Regions from separate parts of the Homo sapiens genome. Here region 2 is linked to region 1. A link is an interaction called in ENCODE POLR2A ChIA-PET data of the cell type or tissue named here. Cell type or tissue: Panc1. All regions are shown on one strand. Links, peaks and the distances in the headings refer to the core of each region. The heading gives the core; the rest is flanking DNA. Region 1 has its middle 18 kb from the start of GHSR. Region 2 overlaps NCEH1 (neutral cholesterol ester hydrolase 1).

The links. Peaks named below come from ENCODE experiments on the same cell type or tissue, not always from the same donor. Only the 100,000 strongest peaks of a DNase experiment are listed, where the experiment ranks them.
Region 2: POLR2A ChIA-PET joins it to region 1 with 19 read pairs; 2 of 35 experiments call an interaction of 5 or more read pairs at or near these places.

What each region holds. Positions count from the first base shown.
Region 1 is chr3:172,425,209-172,436,642 of GRCh38, forward strand. It overlaps the pseudogene BZW1P1. Among named protein-coding and RNA genes, the nearest start is that of GHSR, 18 kb to the right of the region's middle. In Panc1, for the core only: a CTCF peak has its summit at 1,616; a DNase peak (open chromatin) is centred at 1,637; H3K27me3 peaks cover 367 bases.
Region 2 is chr3:172,647,130-172,658,563 of GRCh38, forward strand. NCEH1 (neutral cholesterol ester hydrolase 1) reads right to left here. Exons shown (of 5, transcript NM_020792.6): 2 at 757-985. Among named protein-coding and RNA genes, the nearest start is that of LINC02068, 57 kb to the left of the region's middle. In Panc1, for the core only: no CTCF peak of the experiment used is centred there; no DNase peak of the experiment used is centred there; H3K27ac peaks cover 2,811 bases.

The sequences.
Region 1 (11,434 bases), core at 1,089-9,088:
TTCTCCATGGCTTCTCTAAGGATAAAACCCAGAGAGCAAACAATTGAGCTTTAGGACAACTGGAGTTAAAACAAACAAACAAACAAAAAAAGTTAATGGCAAGCAATGGTCCACATACTCAAGATTCATGTTAAACGAATTCAATTATTACATATGGGTTTTTCATTGATGAGTAGGGCCCTGGGCATGCCATATTATCACGCAAATCATTGCCTTTGAGACTTTGGACACTTTTACAGTTTAATTTGCAAACAGAATTTTTATAATAAATTATTTTTTAACTAAATCATATCTTGAAAACTGTTTATAGAAAACCCAGGGAATAAAGTGAACTGTTCATTGTGGAAGGTCTTAAATTATTACAGTAGAAAATACAGGCGGTAGAAGATAACTGAAAAGACTAATGCAACATTAGATTCAAATCTATATCTCCTGTAGCTACTTAAAACATGGTTTTAGAAACTAAACCCAACATTTCCAGCAACCATAGAAACAGTTAAAATAAAATTTGCCATGAAAGCCCTTATATCATGCTTGATACAGGGAGGTAGGAAGATGTAAGAACCAGGACACATGAGACAGGACATTTTATCTACAACTCCTGTTTGCTTTACTGAGGGTGTAGTTTCAAAATTCAGTCACCTTCTTCAGCTTCAGATTCAGATTCTTCTTCAGCATTTTTGAGCCACTCTCCAAACTTTTTCATTTGCTCAAGGAAAACACTCTTCCCCTTTGCAACATGTGTACCTTTATACCACTTCAAAATGGGCTCTTTGCTCAGGACTACAGCTTTATAAAAAGCACCACTATTTTCCGGAAGGCTTTCATGAAATGAATGTTGTCATAGCAATACTCCTGAATCTTCAGTAACAGGGTCAGCTCAGACTGACTTTGAGTAGTAAAGGCAGCAAGTAGAGGGCTGTGTTGCTTCAAGTGTTTGATGGCTTGCTCTGCTACAATCTCCTCTCTTTTGTTCCATTCCACAGCGCTCATTACATTTGACCAGACTATTTCGATGACAACTGGTTCTGGGATGTTGTTTTTTTTCATCTCCTCCTTGACATATAAAATTATAACCTTAAATGGATCCCCACGGGACATCTGTTCTTGAAGTTCTTTCTGCAGCTCCTTACAAGCTCTGATGGTTTGCTGATTCCGAACATATTCTGAAAGCTCTTTCAGGCCTGCCTCAGTAAAATACTTCGTGAAGTGTTGAACGCTTTGCTTATTGGCAGGAAAAAGTTCCATCAGGCTGTTATCCATGCTGACTTTCCTTGCAGTTACTGCATTGATATCTTTTTCATTTATACATGATTTAAATAGCTTTCCAGCAAAAGCTGTTGAAACCCCTTCTTTAACCAAATTCTCATTATAAAGGCTATTAAGAATGGATGCCATTAGCCAGAAGAACACCAGTCAACATAGCCAGTTTTTTCCTCTCCGAGTCTGAAAAACCCTTTCAGAACACCAGCAGCCTTTTTACTTCATCTTCACAACATTTCTCAAGGTATTTGTAGTGCCTGATTAACTTGTTAAAAACCTGAGCAAATGCTTGCATGGTCTCTAGGTCTTCTTGGGCTGCAAACACGCAGACATCTGTACGCATGATGTCATCTGCCAGTGTACCACCTGGGGCCAGCATTCCACCACCCACCAGAATGTCAAAGAGTGTTTCTGCACATCGACGGTAATCAAGTTTTGTTCCAGAAAAGCATCAAGAAACTTAGCTACTGCTTCCAAATCAGTACCAGTTTCAGTTCAGCCTTGAATAACGTAGTCCTGAAACTGAGTAGGGTCAAACCTCTCTTTTTCATCTCTTTTTCTGGTTTTAAAATACTGGGCCTGATAGCGTTGGCTTTTGCTGCTTTTGATTACTCATAAAAGACACCCGAATTTAAGGTGATGAGGAAAGAGCCAGAAATCCCCAATGTAGTGGCAACTGCCATGGTGTCTCCTCTGCAACCAGAACTGAGGATGGATTTTCACACCACCGTCTAGCCTGATGGATGCTCTTAACCATCTCTCACTACAAAACAAACTCCGTGAATAAACAAGGCATTCAGACATCTTTCAGGCTCATGATAGAGAGTTTTAAACCAGTTAAGGCTTTAGGGCTTAACATTCGCTTGCTGGTTGATGAAGGCCCAGAAAACAAAGTGAAAATGCTTCCATTTCCCCATTTCAATCTGTGCGCCACCATCTGCCGTGCTGATTCCCATGATGGCTGCCATGGTGAAGATAGAAAAGGAATGGCCCAGGAACCAGAGTCTCATTGATGCCAACACAAGATAGACTCACAGCCCTGAGGTCAAGAAATCTTTCTTTCTGATACTTTGTCTTAAGCAGTGCCGGGACTTTTCACTTTTTATACTAGGGCCTTGTGTAGGCAAGCACAGGCGACTGAATTGGTTCCATGGACCAACCCTTTGATCATACCATATGTGGAAACAATACTGCACTATTTGTCTTTTCTCCCTTTGAGAAGTCCTTAATTATTATTGAAGGGATGTTTCCTATTATTCATCCTGTCTCCTTCAACGCAACCCCACCAGCAGACAGACTGGTCTTCCTTAAATGCAAATGCTACCCCTTCACTCACTCTCCCACTACAACCCTTCGTTGGCTGTACATTGCTTTTAGGATACTCATGTTGTCTGTCCCTGGCATAGCCTCCAAGGCCCTATCTCCAGAACAGTGTCCACCTTAGGCCACCCTCTCTCTTGCCCTCTAGGCTCCAGCACTCTGACATTCCTTCAGCTCCTCAAACATGTCATGTTCCTTCCTAACTCAGACCTTTCCCACGCTGTTCTTTATGCCTGGAATCGTACTCCTCCCTTCAGCAATCCGGTCAGCTGCCACTTATCCTTTAAATTATGGTATAAATGTCACTACCCCAGGGGTGCCCTCCTCAGTGTCATGCCCCAGACCAGCCTGGGTAAATGTAAAAGAGGCTCCCACAGCATCTACCTAGAGCTTCTCTACCATAGCACATAACTCACCTACAGTTAAATAATTATTGGGCAATTATTTGTTCAACATGAGTTTTCCCCATTGGACAAATCAACTTGGTCCCAGCATAGTGCTGCCATGTGTGATCTTTTTAAACCTTTTTTTTTTCAGTGCTATTCTCATTGTACAATGTCAGTAAGTTAATAATGAGTGGAGTGAGAGAAAGTGGATACTGTATATTTCAACCAGTTTGGCTGTAAAGGGGAGGAGAGAGATAGGATAGGAGCTGGAGGGCACTGTGGAAGTGTCTTAACCAGCTCAGGCTGCCATCACAAAATACCACAGACTGTGTGGCTTAAACAAGTGATACGCATTTCTCACAGTTCTGGAGGCTGGAAGTCCCAGCTCCAGGTGCCAGCATGGTTGGCGTCTGGTGAGTGCTCTCTTTCTGGCTTGCAGACAGCTGCCTTCCCACTTTGTCCTCATTTGGTGGAGGGTGGGTGAGTTCTGGTCTCTTCCTCTTCTTTTAAGGACAGCAATCCCGTTATGAGGACCCCACTCTCATGACTTCATCTAAACCTAGTTACCTGCCAAAGGTCCCATCTCCGAATATCATCATATTAGGGTTTAGGTTTCAACATATGAATTTAGCAGAGGGATGTCAAAATTCAATCCATAGAAGGGATTAAGCAAAGTCTTTTTATGACAGGAAATCTTGAACAGGCTTAAACACTGATGGTAGATGCCAGCAGAGAGGGGAAGGATGAAGCTTCAGGGGAGACGGGATAATCATAGGAGGTGGGAGGAGAAAAGAAGCAGTGCATTGATGGAGAGGATGTCTTTGGGAGGACAGACACTGCTCCTGCTGTGACATGAGCAGAGGAGCAAAGGGCGTGTGCGACTCCAGAGGACCTTTTCCATGTGGTGACAATGAGGCAAGAGAATTCTCAATGAGCAGCTTCTTATTCCCTATTCGAAGTAACATGTATGGATATCTGATGAGGGACTGGTGTGGCTTGTGGAAAATGGAGAAGGTTTGGAATAGATTCTGTGAAGAGTAAGAAACAGAGCTGCTGTGATACGAATGTTTGTGCCCACCCCCATTTATGTGTTAAAGTCCTAACCCCCAAGTAGAAGGTATTAGGAGATGGAGCCTTTGGGAGGTCATTAAGCCTTGAGGGCAAAGTCCTCATGATTGGGATTAGTGTCCTCCTAAAAGAACCCAGGGAGTTAGCTTGTCTCTTCCACCATGTGAGAACACAGCAAGAAGGCACCACCTATGAGCCAAAAAGCAAGCCCTCACCAGACATTAAATTGGCCTTGATCTTGGACTTTCCAGTCTCCAGAACTGTGAGAAATTCTGTGTGGAGGGAGTAACAGCTGAGAGCCCTGGAATGACAGAAGATTGTGGTCACAGTATGGGATGTTTAAGTGCAAGATTTCAGAGGAGGAGAAGTTCCTGGTGACAATGGATCAGTGTAAAACCTTAGGCATGCGTGGCTGAACTGGAGAAGGGGTAAAGAGCCTGGAAATTGAGAAGACCAATACTGCAGACCCTTCCTTTCAAGTCAAGGGTCCAGTGCTTAGAGTGAGCCCAGCTGGAAAGCAGTCTTCCTTACGAAACTGCATCTTAACAAGGTTTATTTCCTTCAGGAGGGTTGCCTGTGCCACAGCACTGGTTCCCCATGTAGATGTTACAGGTTCCAAGGGAAATGGTTAGTCTCTCCCTCTCCTCTCTTTTTACCTATCAGTGCTACACATCTTGAAGCTCTTTTGGAGCTACAGATATAGAAAAGATAGAGGAAGCAAGACACTAATAAAGAAGGGTCACACAGCCATTGAAAACACAGAATTCAGGTGACATTGACATTTATCTGATATCCAATTCTTGCTCTTGGCTCCCAAGACTGAATGGAAATCTTTGCCTTATAACAACAGTGTTGTGGAAGACCTTTGGGAAAATCTTCCTTTAGGGCCTCCCCCTAACAACACTGCTACATGAAATCAAAACAAAGAAATATCTTTATATTGATATTCTGAATTTTTAAAAATAATATAAATAAGAAAATTATTCTCGGCATGTATTTACGTACTTTAATCATTTATGTGGCCATATCTATCTGCAATACTGTATCACTGGTATTTCTATGATGAATGCTTTTTTGATACACTTTAATCTTCATTTTTAGTAAAATTACTTGCAACCATTTTCTATATTTACAGTTAATAAATTTGAAATTCTTAACACTTTTTATTACTCTTTCTAGTAGGCTCAGAACAAATGCTGAGAAAAGGAGGATATTATTTTCTGTTTTGTAATATTGAAATGTTTAACTTCAGCTCAAATATTTTTAGAGATTCTGTCACTTTGTCGCTTTTTAGAGACTTTTATTTAACAAATATTTTTATAAGACAAAACTTGTCAAATAAGTTATCTATGATTCTTTTGAATATTTTACCACATTTAGATCTTAGAAAATAATAGGCCTTCGGCTGAGCATGGTGGCTCACACCTGTAATCCCAACACTTTGGGAGGCTGAGGAGGGAGGATCACAAGGTCAGGAGATCGAGACCATCCTGGCTAACATGGTGAAATCCCGTCCCTACTAAAAGTGCAAAAACAAAATCAGCCAGGTGTGGTGGTGGGCACCTGTAGTCCAAGCTACTTAGAAGGCTGAGGCAGGAGAATGGCATGAGCCCGGGAGGTGGAGCTTGCAGTGAGCCGAGATCACGCCACTACACTCCAGCCTGGGCTACAGAGCGAGACTCCATTAAAAAAAAAAAAAAAAAAAAAAAAGCCTTCTCAGCTTTATTCCACCAAAAATTTCAACCCAATTTTCAGATATCTTAAATACCAATTATAGAATTTCAAAATTGAATCAGTGTAGATTTTGAGTCTTCAAATGTAATTCATTCAGTTTCTCCTTGTTTGTACAGATGTATTTTTAATGTTTTCCTGTTGCAAGCTTTGTTTTTCATAAGTTTGTACATTTCTAAGAGCTTCAAATACTAAAAGTTTTGGGTTTTAAGGGTTTTATGGTACTCCATTTGTTGACTGCTCTGATAAAAGATTTCAACTGCTTTTTTTTTTTTCTTTTTCTTTTTTGAGACGGAGTCTCACTCTGTTGCCCAGGCTGGAGTGCAGTGAAGTGATCTCAGCTCACTGCAAGCTCCGCCTCCTGGGTTCATGCCATTCTCCTGCCTCAGCCTCCCAAGTAGCTGGAACTACAGGCGCCTGCCACCATGCCCAGCTAATTTTGTTTTTGTATTTTTCATAGAGATGGGGTATCACCATGTTAGCCAGGATGGTCTTGATCTCCTGGCCTCATGATCCCCCTGCCTCAGCCTCCCAAAGTGCTGGGATTACAGGTGTGAGCCACCATGCCCAGCCTCAACTGCTTTTAAGAAAAAGACAATAACATTAGAAAACTCACTTACAATCCCATTTTAGGACACTAAGAAATTACAAAGTACTTATTTTAATAAACAAGCATTTTTGAAATCTGATTAGTGATGAGTAGCAAAAAGAAAGTGAGTACTACCATTCTGAAACATTTTATTTTTTGTTTCATTACTCTGTGCTTGTGTATGTCTTGGTACATTTTCTGTTGCCATAAGTGAATACTTGAGGCTGGAGAATTTATAAAGAAAGAAATCTGTCTAGCTATGGTATACAGTCTGGGAAGTTCGAGGGCATAGCCCTGGCTTCTGGTGAGGGTTTTCATTGCTGCATCATAACATGATGACGAAGGCCAAAGAGGAAGCAGACACATGCAAAGAAACAGGACTTGAGGGGGCAGTCTGCTTGCTCTCCCAGGGACTAATCAATTCCTACAAGAACTAATTCAGTCTTTGTATTAGTCCGTTTTCATGCTGCTGCTGATTAGGACATACCCAAGACTGGGAAGACAAAGGGGTTTTAATGGACTTACAGTTCCACATGGCTGGGGAGGCCTCACAATCATGGCAGAAGGCAAGAAGGAGCAAGTCATGGATGGCAGCAGGCAAAGAGAATGAGCTTGTGGAGGAAAACTCCCCGTTTTTAAAACCATCAGATCTCATGAGACTTATTGACTATCACGAGAATAACATGGGAAAGACCTGCCCCCATGATTCAGTTATATCCCATCAGGTTCCCCCCACAACATGTGGGAATTATAGGAGCTACAAGATGAGATTTGGGAAGGGACACAGAGCCAAACTGTATCATTCTGCCCTGGCCCCTCTCAAATCTCATGTCTTCACATTTCAAAACCAGTCATGTCTTCCCAACAGTCCCCCAAAGCCTTAACTCATTTCAGCATTAACTCAAAAGTTCACAGTCCAAGGTCTCATCTGAGACAAGGCAAGTGCCTTCCACCTATGCACCTATGAGCCTGTAAAATCAAAAGCAAGTTAGTTACTTCCTAGATACAATGGGGGTACAGGCTTTGGGTAAATAGAGCTGTGTTCCAAATGGGAGAGATTGACCAAAACAAAGGGGCTATGGGCCCCATGCAAGTCCAAAATCCAGCAGGGCAGTAAAATTTTAAAGCTCCCACATGATCTCCTTTGATTCCATGTCTCACATCCAGGTCATGCTGATGCAAGAGGTGGGTTCCCATGGTCTTGGGAAGCTCTGCCCCTGTGGCTTTGCTGGGTACAGCCTCCCTCCTGGCTGATTTCATGAGCTGGTGTTGAGTGTCTGCAGGTTTTCTGGGCACACAGTGCAAGCTATCAGTAGATCTACCATTCTGGGTTCTAGAGGACAGTGGCCCTCTTCTCACAGCTCCACTAGACAGTGCCCTAGTAGGGACTCTGTGTGGGGGCTCTGACCCCATATTTCCCTTCTGCACTGCCCTAGCAGAGGTTCTGCATGAGGGCCCCACCCTGCAGCAAACTTCTGCTTGGACATCCAGGCATTTCCATACAACTTCTGAAATCTAGGCAGAGGTTCCCAAACCTTAATTCTTGACTTCTGTGCACCCACAGGCTCAACACCACATGGAAGCTGCCAAGGCTTGAGGCTTCCACACTCTGAAGCAACAGCCTGAGCTATACCTTGGCCCCTTTTAGTCATGGCTGGAGCAACTGGGATGCAGGGCGCCAACTTCCTAGACTGCATACAGCAGAGGGACCCTGGGCCTGGCCCACAAAACAATTTTTTCCTCCTAAACTTCTGGGCCTGTCATGGGAGGGGCTGTTGTGAAGACCTCTGACATGCCCTGGAAACATGTTTCTCATTGTCTTGGGGATTAACATTTGGTTCCTTTTTACTTATGCAAATTTCTGCAGCTGGCTTGAATTTCTCCTCAGAACATGGGATTTTCTTCTCTATTGCATTGTCCGGCTAAAAATTTTTTACTTTTATGCTCTGCTTCCCTTATAAAACTGAATGCCTTTAACAACTCCCAAGTCACCTCTTGAATGCTTTGCTGCTTAGAGATTTCTTCTGCCAGATACCCTAAAATCATCTCTCTGAAGTTCAAAGTCCCGCAGATCTCTAGGGCAGGGGCAAAATGCTGCCAGTCTCTTTGCTAAAATGTAACAAGAGTCACTTTTGCTGTAGTTCCCAACAAGTTTCTCATTTCCATCTAAGACCACCTCAGTCTGGTCTCTATTGTCCATATCACTATCAGCATTTTTGGCAAAGCCATTCAACAAATCTCTAGGAAATTCCAAACTGTCTCACACTTTCCTATCTTCTTCTGAGCCCTCAAAACTGTTCCAATCTCTGCCTGTTACCCAGTTCCAAAGTCACTTCCACATTTTTGGGTATATTTTCAGTGGTGCCCCACTCTACTGGTACTAATTTACCTTATTAATCTGTTTTCACACTGCTGATAAAGACATACCCGAGACTGGGAAGACAAAGGGGTTTTAATGGACTTTTAGTTCCACGTGGCTGGGGGTCCCTCACAATCATGGTGGATGGCAAGGAGGAACAAGTCACATCTTACATGGATGGTGGCAGGCAAAGAGAATGAGTTTGTGCAGGGAAAGTCCCATTTTTAAAACCATCAGATCTTGTGAGACTTATTCACTATCACAAGAATAGCATGAAAAAGACCTGCCTCCATGATTCAGTTATATCCCACCAGGTTCCTCCCACCACACATGGGAATTATGGGAGCTACAAGATGAGTTTTGGGTGGGGACCCAGAGCCGAACTATATCAGTCTTACTACAGCAAGAACTCATTCACTACAGTAAGAATGGCATCAAGCCATTCATGAGGGATCCTACCGCGTGGCCCAAACACCTCCCACTAGGCCTCACCTCCCAACACTGCCACATAGGGGATCAAATTTCAACCTGAGTTTTGGTGGGGACAAACTCAAGCCATAGCTGTGTAATTTTTGTGAATTTTGACAATTCTTCTTCTTCTTCTTCATCTTCTTCTTCTTTTAACAAAGTCTTGCTGTTGCCTAGGCTGGAGTGTGCAGTGGCGTGATCTCATCTCACTGCAACCTCCACCTCCTGGGTTCAAGCGATTCTCCTGTCTCAGCCTACTGAGTAGCTGGGATTACAGGTGTGCACCACAACACCTGGCTAATTTCTGTATTTTTAGTAGAGATGGGGTTTCACCATGTTGGTCAGGCTAGTCTCGAACTCCTGACCTCAGGTGATCAGCCTGCTTTGACCTCCCAAAGTGCTGGGATTATTCTGGCTCAATTCTTTTTTTTTTATTGACAGTATATCACAACTTCTTCGGGTGAATTATGAGTTATACAGGTACCACAATTCCATGCTTGGATGTCTGCTTTATAGAATTCATAATTTAGTAAGAACATTGCTTTTATCATGACACTATGTCCCTCCAAAATTTTATTTGTATTGTCGCCCCAAAATAAATACATTTAACATCAATGGAGATCTTTTAAGAAAAATTTCAGTTACATTCTCAATAATGCAAAATATTTCACTAAACAAGGATTTCCAAAAGCTTTATTTCAATTCCATTAATTGGATGAAAAACTCAATCCATTAGTGAGATTAGCTGATTCTTTTATTTAAAGCATGTGATCGCATTGGTATAAAATTGGCCTCATTCAACTGTGTGCCAAGATTGTCTTCTGACAATGGAGCCAAAACAATAACAACTGTCATGAACTTTTTGTGCGTGTGTGAGAAACTATAGACTCCAAAGTGAGTACAACTAATTTGAAAGAACAATTGTTTCATTTAAATGGAAAAACCTGCTTTGCGTACTGAAACTTAAATGTGCCTTCTGCTGTCCCATGTGTTAAATTGTTATATCCGGACATAGTTTTTATTGAAATAATTAGTAACTTCAGTAGATTTATAGCAAAATTCAAGGTTGTTACCATTTAACAAAAGTGTTTAGATTATCCTCTAGAGGAGAGCTACTCAACCTTTATTTCCTGCGCTTATTGCATATGTACATAATCTGTAAGGTTTTGCTGTTGTTGCTGTTTTTGAGACGGGGTCTCGCTCTGTCATCAGGCTGGAGTGCAGTGGCGCGATCTGGGCTCACTGCAACCTCTGTCTCCCGGGTTCAAGTGATTCTCCTGCCTCAGCCTTCTGAGTATCTGGGATTACAGGTGCCCACCACCACGCCTGCCTAATTTTTGTACTTTTAGTAGAGACAAGTTTTCACTATGTTGGCCAAGCTGGTCTCGAACTCCTGACCTCAAGTGATTTGCCCACCTTGGCCTCCCAAAGTGCTGGGATTACAGGCGTGAGCCACCGTGCCCAGCCTATAATATTTTTCCATTTTCCACCGACCCTACTGACTTCATGCATCTTGAAGATTGCAGTAAGAGCCATAGCAGAACCGCAGAAGACAATAAATAGCCGCCAAATATTTCTCCCATCAATACCACCTAAGACAGAAAACTTGACATTCCCTAGCAGCATGTGCCACCGCCCACTTTGTTTTCTTAGCAAGTGTTTTTGCATGCTTTCTTTGAAAAGGAGGGCTTAGTTAAATTGCCCCAGGAAAGTGTTGGAAATAAAGAGAAAGATTAAAGCTGGTCGTCTTTCAGATTTACTGTGCGCTAAGGAGAGAACTCTGTTTCCTGAACACAGACCTCACATGCTGCTAGACAAGACCATGGCAGAAGATGGATATAACCAAATGGAGATCCAGCAAACTCACCTCAGTTTACTTTAATGCAAATATTAATGATATATCTTTTAAAAAATGAAAAAATCCAGGACAAATGCAAACTAGATGGGATGCCCGACCGCAGGAATAACCAGTACTATTACAGACAAAGGGGATACATTGTTACCCTACCAAGAACCCAACACAGCTCAGTGTCCTTGGGAGCCACTACCAATTGATAGGGGTTGACCCACTGGAGGAAACTCCCTAAATGAAATTCCTCAGACCCTGGACAGTCTCTAAAGCGTTATAGACTTGGATTCATTCTCTTTGAAGAGAACCAGTGAATCTCTATATTCTAAATGCTTTTACATAGAGATTAGAAGAGTTCTTATCTAGAATTGTTGGTATCCAATGTGCTCCATTCACTCTCT
Region 2 (11,434 bases), core at 2,114-10,113, 220 kb after region 1:
ATGATAAAATAAAAAAAACAAGTTGCCATTGCTTTTAAACTAAGGGGATGCCAAAAGCTCTGGACTGAAGATGAGGAAGTAGCTCCATGATCATTTATTAGCAGAGACAAGACCCCGAATTCCGCCTTGGGAGGTTCTCTTCTGGGCGGCTCTGTTTGGCTGCCTGCCATTTTGAATGTGTTCTACTCATAAAAATCATCCAAATCTAAAGAAAATATTCTTGAACTTTGCAAGATTGTTTCCTTTGAATGGTTGCATATATTTTTACCTTTGCTTTCATAAGCAGATAAAATGTTAACATGTGTATTAAGGAATACCTGGTCTATTTCATAGAAATATATCTTCAAAACACAAGTTGGCAAAAGAAGCACAGATAATTCCCCATATGCGTGCCTGGTGAAACTTCACCTTGTTTTGGTGCAGAAAGCTGTATCAGCACTGCACAATAAGTTAGTCTGTGATTTAGATCATAGGAAATATTTTTACAACAGTCTACCTGAATTGACAAACAAACTAACAAGCAAAAAACCTTTACAAAGGATAACCATTTAATTTATCACCCAAACCAGGACCCTTTTGAGAGTGAAAAGGGGGCACTAGTCATAATTTTGCTGGGACAACAGGGGTAACTGGGACCATCCAGGGGAACCTAGATAAATGGTCCCCTTCTTTCCCACTAAGAAAGCCAAACTCAGTTACGCATCTCCCCCAAGGCCAACCACAACAACAAACCATCTGAAGGTGACCAGGACGCACTTGCACTTGCCAAGGCCCAGCCTCCTCCGTGGATATAAACGACGCTGCGTTTCAGTGGCTCTTCGGGCTTCGGAGGGCCTTCAAACACTCTGACTTCCACACCATCAAAGTCTGTGTCGGTCACCTTCACTTGGGCAGAAGACCACGCGCTTTTTTTGCCAAAAGAAACAATGATAAAATTCAGTGCCAGCAGGTGATGGCTCAGTCCCAGGTAGTGGATCAGGTTACTCTGCAGGGCGAGGGAGGAAATAAAGAGGGAGGGCGCACGTCAACTTGGCATCACCAGAGCTGCCCTCACCAACTGAGTGTCTGAATTCCTACAAGCAGCTGCCACTGGACTGGAGGGCTCATTGAGCCCTTTTAATACAAAAACCAATTGTATTTACCTTTTGCTTTTGGACAAAATATTTTCATACATGAGATCTCCTCAGGTATCATCAGTCCCATTTTATTGAGAAGGCTTAAACAATAACTATGCTTGTTCATTTCATTGGATAAGTGGTAGTTCTGGGACTCAAACCTAAGATTAGGTTTGAATTCCAGGATTCAGTACCTTTTTTTTCTAAATAAGTATATCACAGTTCCAATAACATACTAGGAGTAAAGAAATAATACTTTATTTCAATGCAAATAAAAGAGGAAAATGTTCTATTTACTTTAATTTCTTTAAATTCCTTTGTAACATATATTTGGGTGTGTCTTATTGCTTAATTTCTTTAAATTGCTTTGTAACTTCAATATATTTAATTGTATCTTTAAATGTGTCTTGTCCTTTTGAAAGGAGCGTGTGAGAAAAAAGAAACATTGTCAAGGGAGGCCCTGGCATTTAGAAGCAGCTCAGCTCAGATATAACCAGAAGCTTTTTAGAAATGAGGCAAAGACCATACTGCCTGATGGTCTCTTCCCTTCTGAACCCTCAGGGTATCAAGCTCTGCATTAAGTGTTCGCAGAAAGTTATTTGGTTGCAGAAGGAACATAGCAAGGAGACCTAATTTACCCACCAAGCAAAGACACTTCTGAGTTTATATCCTTCTCTCCACTTTCGCAAGTTCATCAGGAAGGGGAACAGCTGGAGAGTAACAGTGCTCTTTTGTAGATGATGAAACAGAACACTGGTGATTAATGATCATAAGATCACGGAAACAATGTTGCTAGCAGAAATCAGGACTATATGATGTCTGCGATGTGGCACCTTACAGCTTCTCAGGCTGTGCACAGCGTACGACGGTACACCTTGAAGAGGGTCCGTGTGTGCTCATCGCCTCAGCCTCTGGGCAAATTCCTGAGCCCTTTACCCCAGTGTCCCATATAAACATTATAACTGTGTGTGTATATTTTATATATACATACATATATATATATACACACACACATATATATATGTCCTGTCCTGTCATGAAAAGAGTTAGAAAGCACTATATTATAACAGCATTAGCAAATGTTAATGAAAAACAAGAACAAGAGGCAGTTAATCAAACAATGAACAGCTATTTTAGGAATTCCTTTAATATTATTCGCTGGCAAGTATAAGCAGCAGCAGAGCAAATGAATATTAAGAAAATTCAACTTCTACATGTGCCCTGACATCAACTGCCCAATTTACTGAACAAGTTGAAACTGTTCATGTCTTTGATACTAATTTATGCATGTGTACATGCACATATGTGTTCACACATGTACTGCACAGAGGATTCTAACTATCAACTTAAGTTCTTTGGTAAATTGGAAGAAGGCAATTACCATTCGAGTTTTGTGGTAAAATGTTAGTCTAATTTAGAGAATATTGAGATCTGCCAGGGAATAGCTAAGAATCACTGTATTTCCAAAGTTTCTAGAGTAGATATAATAAACCCTTGTTAACACCATTATCAATTAATAGGGAACATGCAAGCTCCATTCCACTTGTCACAGGACAGGTAGTTTGACTGGCACGAAACGATGAAATATGAACAAAGAAATGGCAGACCTGGCTCTGTTATATTATGAACTGTACTTTTCTTTTTAATTAAATGAAGACTTTCTTAAACACTTGAGACAAATTACATGAGTTTCTTTAACTATATGAAGCTGTAAAACAAGTGAATTGTCTTTATATGACAGATATGAGAAGACTGTACATTTTATAAGAGAGCCCACCTCGAGTTTCCTTTATGTAATGCATGCTCTGAGTACATGCGGGTTTGACTCAATTTGTTCACACCTTTCCAGAAACATCTCTCCATGTTAGCTTATGTTTCGCTTGCATTCACAGAATACTTGAACAACCATCTGCATTGTTTACAATAGCAACACAGTGGTGTGGGGGTAGAAGTGCTGATTAGAAAAGGGACAATTTGGCTGAGTGCAGTGGCTCATGCCTATAATCTCAGCACTTTGGGAGGCCAAGGCAGGCAGATCATCTGAGGTCAGGAGCTAGAGACCAGCCTGGCCAACATGGTGAGACCCCATCTCTACTAAAAATATAAAAATTAGCTGGGACCGGGTGCGGTGGCTCACGCCTGTAATCCCAGCACTTTGGGAGGCCAAGATGGGCGGATCATGAGGTCAGGAGATCGAGACCATCCTGGCTAACATGGTGAAACCCTGTCTCTACTAAAAATACAAAAAAAAAAAATCAGCCGGGCATGGTGGCGGGCGCCTGTAGTCCCAGCTACTTGGGAGGCTGAGGCAGGAGAATGGCATGAACCCTGGAGGCAGAGCTTGCAGTGAGCTGAGACTACGCCACTGCACTCCAGCCTGGGCGACAGAGTGAGACTCCGTCTCAAAAAAAAAAAAAAATAGCCAGGCATGGTGGCACATGCCTGTAATCCCAGCTACTCAGGAGGCTGAGGTAAGCGAATCGCTTGAACCCGGGAGGCAGATGTTGCAGTCAGCCGAGACTGTGCCACTGCAATCCAGCCTGGATGACAGAGCGAGACTCTGCCTCGAAAAAAAAAAAAAAAAAAAAAAAAGGGACAATTTGTTTATGCAGGGTAAAAGACAGGAATATGAAAGGGTAGGTAGATGAGTAGAAAAAGAATTTAGAGAACTGCTACAAGAAAAACTGTGCTAATGTTCACAATTGTATTGATAAATTAGAGTTATACTAGAGCCAATATCAAGACTGTTTGAAAACTTGAAAATTGATATGAACAGTAACCTGTTGTTAATTACTTTTCTTGGTACTATTATAAATAATAGCTATCACTGCCTGAGTGCCTACAGTGAGTGCTAGGGTAGGTTGCTGAATTCTGGCTACTATTCTGTGAGGTAGGTACTATTATCTTGCTTACAGAGAGAAGAGAACAGAAGCTTAGACATTAAGGAGCCAGTACAGAAGCTGGATTTCTAAAACCTTGAGGGGCTGCAGGACTTACAGAATTGCCTAGAAATGCTGGTGTAAATCAGTGTGGGTCCTGGAAGCTGCTCTGAGCCCTATCCAGTATGCGATAACATTTGCATGTCTATATGATATCAATGACAAACTCATGAATATTACCTAACTTTTTTTTTACTCAAATATCTTTCCCTTAGCTCTTCACATTACTCTCCTCCTACCATACTGCCCAGAAAATAAATTCAGTAGCCACACCTTTCTATAGTTGTTACTTCTTTGAAGGGCTATGAGAAAAAAAAGCAAAGAAACGGGAGTTCCTTCCTTCCTTTGGATTTTTAAAAGCCTGTATCTTTTGGAGAATCTTTTTTTTTTTTTGAGGTAGAGTCTCGCTCTGTTACCCAGGCTGGAATGCAGTGGTGTGATCTCGGCTCACTGAAACCTCCGCCTCCCAGATTCAAGCTATTCTCGTGCCTTAGCCTCCCAAGTAGCTGAGATTACAGGCATGCACCACCACTCCTGGCTACATTTTGTAGTTTTAGTAGAGACAGGGTTTTGCCACATTGGCAAGGCTGTTTTCGAACTCCTGGCCTCAAGTGATCCACCCACCTCCGCCTCCCAAAATGCTGGGATTACAGGCATGAGCCACCGCGCCCGGCCGAGAATCTTTTAAAAAATAGGCATTGATTTAGAAGATTACATGACGAATAAGAAGTCTCCTAGAATAGAAAGTGATTTCCCAGGCTAGATGGTAGAAGAGGGGAAGAGAAAGTGTTGCAGAGGAAATGAGGGCTGTATAGATAAATATCTGGGAGCCAATGAAAAAAGAACCCTGGGGTACAAAAACTCCCAGATAGGTCTGTGGAATCTGAAGCAGCTGACCCTGTGCCTCATACCCAGACAGAACCCTGGAAAGAGGCAAGACCTTAGGGAAGAGTAGATGCAAGGTATGTCTAGAAAGATAATGCCTCAAATGGCCTTAGAGCCCCAGGCTCCAGCTGGTGAGGGAAAAACAGAATGATTCTGTGTGCCCAGTGAAAGCATAAATGTAGCAGGGTCTGCATGAATGTCTTGCAGATGGACCTAAGACAATCTGTCTTTTCTCCACAGCCCATTATATGTACCCAAGAGTTCAACAGGAATAGAAATGTGTGCTAATGGATTTGAAAGATCTACTGTCTTACAGATAAGAACAAAGGATATCTCAGGACAAACTGTAAGGATCAAACACCAAGGATCGGGTGGAACAGTGATGTGGGCTGAGGATGAGTGATACCCACATGGCTTCCCCAAACCACAATGCCTCAGCACTGTATAAGATCCTCCAAAACCTAAAAGCAAACAGTGATGAGTGGGAATTCCTAAACTCACTGGGAATAAGTTTCCTACCTAAAGGATGAAGGCTTAAAATATAGATCAAGTTATATTTCCCTGAGCTTATGAAATCAGATTCAGAGTCACACAAGTAACATTCTGGAAGTAATAAAGTTTCCTGAAACCTCTATTTCTTTTTTTTAGACAGAGTCTCACTCTGTTGCCCATACTGGAAAGCAGTGGCATGATCTTGGCTCACTACAACCTTTGCCTCCCTGGTTGAAGCGATTCTCCTGCCTTAGCCTCCCAAATAGCTGGGATTACAGATGCCTACCACCACACCTGGCTAATTTTTGTATTTTTTTTTTTTTTAGTAGATACAGGGTTTCACTATGTTGCCCAGGCTGGTCTTGAACTCCTGACCTGAAGTGATCCACCCGTCTTGGCCTCCCAAAGTGTTGGGATTACAGATGTTAGCTACTGCACCCAGCCTCCTGAAACCTCTTTAGAAGGAGCTGGGAAACTCCAGGAGAACACAGAAGCAAGCCAAATTTTAAGGGCCTAATGGGCTGTAAATTACTCCATCTTGGCTAAAGTAAGCTAGGGCAGTGCTAGAGGTCTTAAAACTTGCCTCCATAACCATTCCAGGATCTAGGGGAAGAATTCTGCCTAATGAGATGGAAGGGGATAAAGGGTACTCATTACGCCCCAGTGGAACCAGACAAAGAAATCCGGTGGGGCACTGGCTCCCTACCCAGGTCTGATGGCTGAAGATCAAAGGACAAACAAGAATCAAAGGAAACCAAGCAGAAACTGTGCTCTGTTTATGAATATATAAATTAGTTATGTTTATATATGGGGTTGGTCTCTGTTGACTAAGTCAACATAGAAATTATGAAGTATACCCTATGGGCAGAGAACTTTGTAGGGGAGAAAGAGAATCATCTGAAACTTAGAGTAATAGAGGAGAACCAAGGCTTGCAAATGAATAGCTGATGTTAGTTAGCTAAGCAGTAAGTGGTAAGAAAGGCCTAGATAAAGGGTTGCACAAGCTCAGAGAAGAAAGGAATTACCTCTGTCTGGGGATGAAATCCAGTAAGGTGTCTGGCCCTCAATTACATCTTAGATGATGTCCCATCATAGGTATGGCTAACAAGGAAAAGGGCTGGAACTAAGGTGCAAGTATTGGAAAGTGGTTTGTTTTTGTTGTTGTTGTTGTTCTGTTTTTTTTGTTTTTTTGTTTTTTTGTTTTTTTTTTTTTTTGAGACAGAGTCTCCCTTTGTTGCCAGGCTGGAGTGCAATGGCGCGATCTTGGCTCACTGCAACCTCCGACTCCCTGGTTCAAGCGATTTTCCTGCCTCAGTCTCCTGAGTAGCTGGGATTACAGGCACATGCCACCACGCCCAGCTAATTTTTGTATTTTTAGTAAAGACAAGGTTTCACTGTGCTGGCTAGGATGGTCTCGATCTCCTGACCTCATGATCCTCCCGCCTTGGCCTCCCAAAGTGCTGGGATTACAGGCGTGAGCCACCGTGCCCGGCCTGGAAAGTGTTTTAACTCAAAACACCTATGGGTAGGTAAGGTATACAAGCAAAATGGAGGCAAGAGGAGCATGGCAATAACAGGCTCAATCTAAAGGAGGCATGCGCAGCACAGAAGTCTGCAGCATATAATCCAGAGCCAGAGCACCTGGGCTAAAATCCCAGCTCCCTCACTTACCAGCACTGGGCCCCTGGGCAAATGACCAAACCTCTCTGTACCTCAATCTCCCATCCACAAAATGGAAGTAATTATACACATGACCTCAAAAGATTGTTGTGAAGACTGAAAACTAAGGCACCTAGAACAGTGCCTGTCACATAAGAAGCCCTTTATGAGTCAGTTATCACTGATATTACACCTCTGCTCCAGAAGATCATTGCGTAAAAAAGTGAGCCCAGCGACAGATATTCCAATGTTTCTAGGGAAGCTGAGACTATCGTTTTTCCTATTATGCACATTTGTTATTAGTTCCACATGGATTATCAAGTCCTGAAATTGTTGCAGGTTAAAAAAGATGTACAACAGTGATCTTTAAAAAGCTTATTTGTATGGTCATATTGAAGGGGAAGGAGGCAGCTGGGGAAGAACCAGCAGCACACTGATAACCCATACACATCAATGACTTCGCATCTGGTCAAGTTTCAACATGAACCAGCAACATTAACACTTAAAGCATCGATTCTAACTCACTACCTGATTCGTTCTTCACATTCAAAGGTTTGTATTCTATGTCAGTGACTCTCCAATTTTTCCACTACGGTCACTTCATTCAGTCCATCAGCTTTTTAATTCTCTTTATATTTTGCTCTAATTGTGTCTATTATAAGAAAAAATCTATAATCTCATGGAACATTTATTTATCTGCATGAAAATATGAGAATTTAATTAAAATATTAATGTTTAATGTTCAATTAAGAGATGGACCTTAAAGTAGAGGTATGGAACCAAGCCTAGGAGAGAAAAGACAGAGGCTGTCCAAAGAGACTGCCTGGACGCAGTACCAGCTGAGGTGAATTGAGTTTTAATGAAGTAAAGATTCAGATTCACTCAAGTAACCTGAAAGTAACAAAGTTTCCTGAAACCTCTTTAGAAGTAGCTGGGAAATCCAGGAACACACAGAATTGTGTTAAGGGCCCTGTGAGCTGCAAATTACCCTGTCTTGGCTAGCTGAAGTAATCTAGAACAGTTCTAGAGGTCTTAAAACTTGCCTCCATAACCATTCCAGGATCTAGGGGAAGAATTCCACCTAAGGAGATGGAAGGGGAATAAGGGTACTCATTACGCCTCAGTGGAACCGGACAGTAAAATCTGGTGGCGCACTGGCTCTGTACCCAGGTAGTTGGTTCATGTTGAAACTTGACCAGATGCTAAGTTATTTATGTGTATGGAGTATCAGTATGCTACTGGTTCTTCCCTAGCCTCCTGCTTCCCCTTTGATACATGATCAGAAGGCTGGAGAAGGAGAGAGAGTTGGGGAAAGGCAAACAGATGTTTCTGGTCACAGGGCGGTGTTCACGCTTTAGTCCTCTGCCCACCGCCCTGACCTAGTAAGAACAGAAAGAGAACCCACAAGGTATCAAAGTCCGCTTTCCTATTCTCAACTAGAATACAAGGTCAAAAACATATCTTCACTTGCTGAGGCCTGGATCTCTACTCCAACCCAACTCTGATCAAAGCACAGCGCTGAGCACCATTTCTGGGAGGATTTAGGCCACATGGTAAATTCCACCAGAGAGGGAAAGTTAATTTGCTCAGGTAAAGTTGAATAAAATTAAAAAATGGAAGCTTCAGAAACACCCTCACTTAAAGAGCTGGTGAGCAGGACAGGAAAAACCAATCAATAAAAGACAAAAAAGAACAAGAGAGGGAGTGAGAAAAAGAGAGAAAAGGGACAAATCGTTAGTGTGGCAACAGAAACAAGAAACTGGAGATATTAAGGGGGAAGAGATTTCAAGAAGGCAGGTTGTCAAATGTCTGCAGAGAGGCCAAGTAGATCATTGGTGTTGGCTATGGGTTCACTGGTGAACCTATTAAGGACAGTTTCATCCAAGATATGGGGCTGAAAATCATATTGTAATGGGTTGCAAAGTGAGCAGGAGTTGAAGAAAGAGAGAGAGTAAATGCAGGCAGATTACGTTCACTGTTTGTAGACATAAGGAAGGCACTAGAACAGTTGGGAGAGACTTGAACGTGCTTCTTGGGAAAGAGCTTGTCAAGAGAGAGACAAAGTTACAGAAGTAAAAGGAATTGAGTGAATTGAGATCCTAGAGGAAGGAGGACATAGGATCTGGAAAGCAGATGGAAGGGAGAATTCATAACAGGTAATTTATAGACGGCAAGGAGGCAAAGTGAGAAGATATATCTCTAAATAGAATTTGATTTCTGTGGATGTCAGTTCTGTCTTTGTCCTAAAGAAGATAGTGACTTTTTGGCTGGGCGCAGTGGCTCAGGCCTGTAATCCCAGCACTTTGGGAGGCCGAGGCAGGTGCATCATGAGGTCAGGAGATCAAGATCATCCTGGCCAACATGGTGAAACCCTGTCTGTACTAAAAAATACAAAAATTAGCCTGGCGTGGTGATGCGCGCCTGTAATCCCAGCTACTCGGGAGGCTGACGCAGGAGAATTGCTTGACACCGGGAGGCAGAGACTTGCAGTGAGCCAATATTGCACCACTGCACTCCAGCCTGGCAACAGAGTGAGACTCCGGCCAAAAAAAAAGACAGTGACTTTTCAAAGACTGCCCTCTTTGAAGGTAACCCATTGCAATCTGGCTTCAGCCCCATATGTCTGATGAAACTATCCATTAGGCTCACCAATGAACCCCTGACCCCAATGCCAATGCCGATGCCAATGACCCACTTGGCCTCACTGCAGACATTTGACAACTTGTGCTTTCTTGAAACTTTCTTCCCTCTTCTCCAGTTTCTTGTTTTTCTTGCCACACTAACAGTTCATCCCCCACTCCCCCCATTTTTATTTTCTTTTTGTCTTTTATTGATTGGTTCTTACACTCCTGACCACTGGCCCTTTAAATGATGATGTTCTCAAAAGTTCCATTTTTTATTTCATTCGACTTCACAATTCCTTCTTTCCTTGAGCAAGCCAATGTACTATCATGGCAAATAGGAAGTATTTACCAGCAGCCTACTAAATTCAAAGCCTATGACCTGTATTCATATACTGATTTCTAGTCCTTGATCTATCTTTCTCAAGCTTCCATACATATTTCCAAACATCTCCAGGATCTAGCCTACAAGCTCCTCAAAATTAATATGGCCTACTCTCCCTTCTCCACCCCTAGAGCAATTAACGACACAAATTCTCAATTATCTAACCATAAGTCTAACTTCTAAGCTAGAAACCTTACTATTGTCCTCAGCTTCTTCTCTCACATGATTTCCAATCACCTCATCAAACCCTATTAACTCCACCTGCCAACGTTTTCTGACCAAGTTCTACCCCAGCTCCACCCCCGCTCTCGTTGCTGCCTTGGCTAAGATGCTCATTATTTTCTGCACTTGCCTGCTAACTTGAATTCTAGATAACAGTCTTTCTCTATAACTTGCTGCATACTGCTGTCAGAGTTTCTACCCTGAAAGGCTGATCACATTACCTGCCTGCTTAAAAACTTCTGCTGACTTCCTGTTTCTTACAGGAAAAAAAGAAAAATCTAAAGTTGGCATTCCAGTCTGGTCCCACTCTACATTGGAACCTCATTTCTCACCACCCTACCCCTTGCAGTCAAGCATAACTTGCCTAACATTTTTCATTTTTTTAACCTGCCATTCTCTTTGGCAATGCCCTTCACTGGTATGCTGAAACCAGCTCTTGCTGGGTCTCACAAACCAAATGATAAATCTACAGGAATTTTGCAAGTCAGTTTGTCAGAGGTATGTGACCCAGAGCATCTCTGTCTTGAATAGGGGCTGGGTAAAATGAGGCTGAGACCTACTGGGCTGCATTCTCAGATGGTTAAGGCATTCTAAGTCACAGGATGAGACAGGAGGTCAGCACAAAACACAGGTCATAGAGACCTTGCTGATAAAACAGGTTGCAGTAAAGTAGCCGGATAAAACCCATCAAAACCAAGATGGCAATGAGAGTGACCTCTGGTGGTCCTCACTGCTACACTCCCACCAGCACCATGACAGTTTACAAATGCCACCGCAACATCAGGAAGTTACCCTGTATAATCTAAAAGGGGAGGCATGAATAATCTACCCTTGTTTAGCGCATAAGAAATAACCATAAAAATGGGCACCTGCTCAGGTTCCAGACCTTTGGTGGATCGCCATCTGGCTAGGGATTTTTCCTGTACCTGTCCTTCTTCCCTTATTTCTTTTACTCAGAATTATTTTTGTAGAGGAAACCTTTTGTCCCACATGAGGGCATGCATGGACCTAAAGGGTTCTATGTGGAGCACAGTGGCACCCTCTACACATAGCAAAGTATTGGACGGAATTATTAAGCCAACCTGTAAAGCACAAAATAAGTAGGCAATAGTAGGG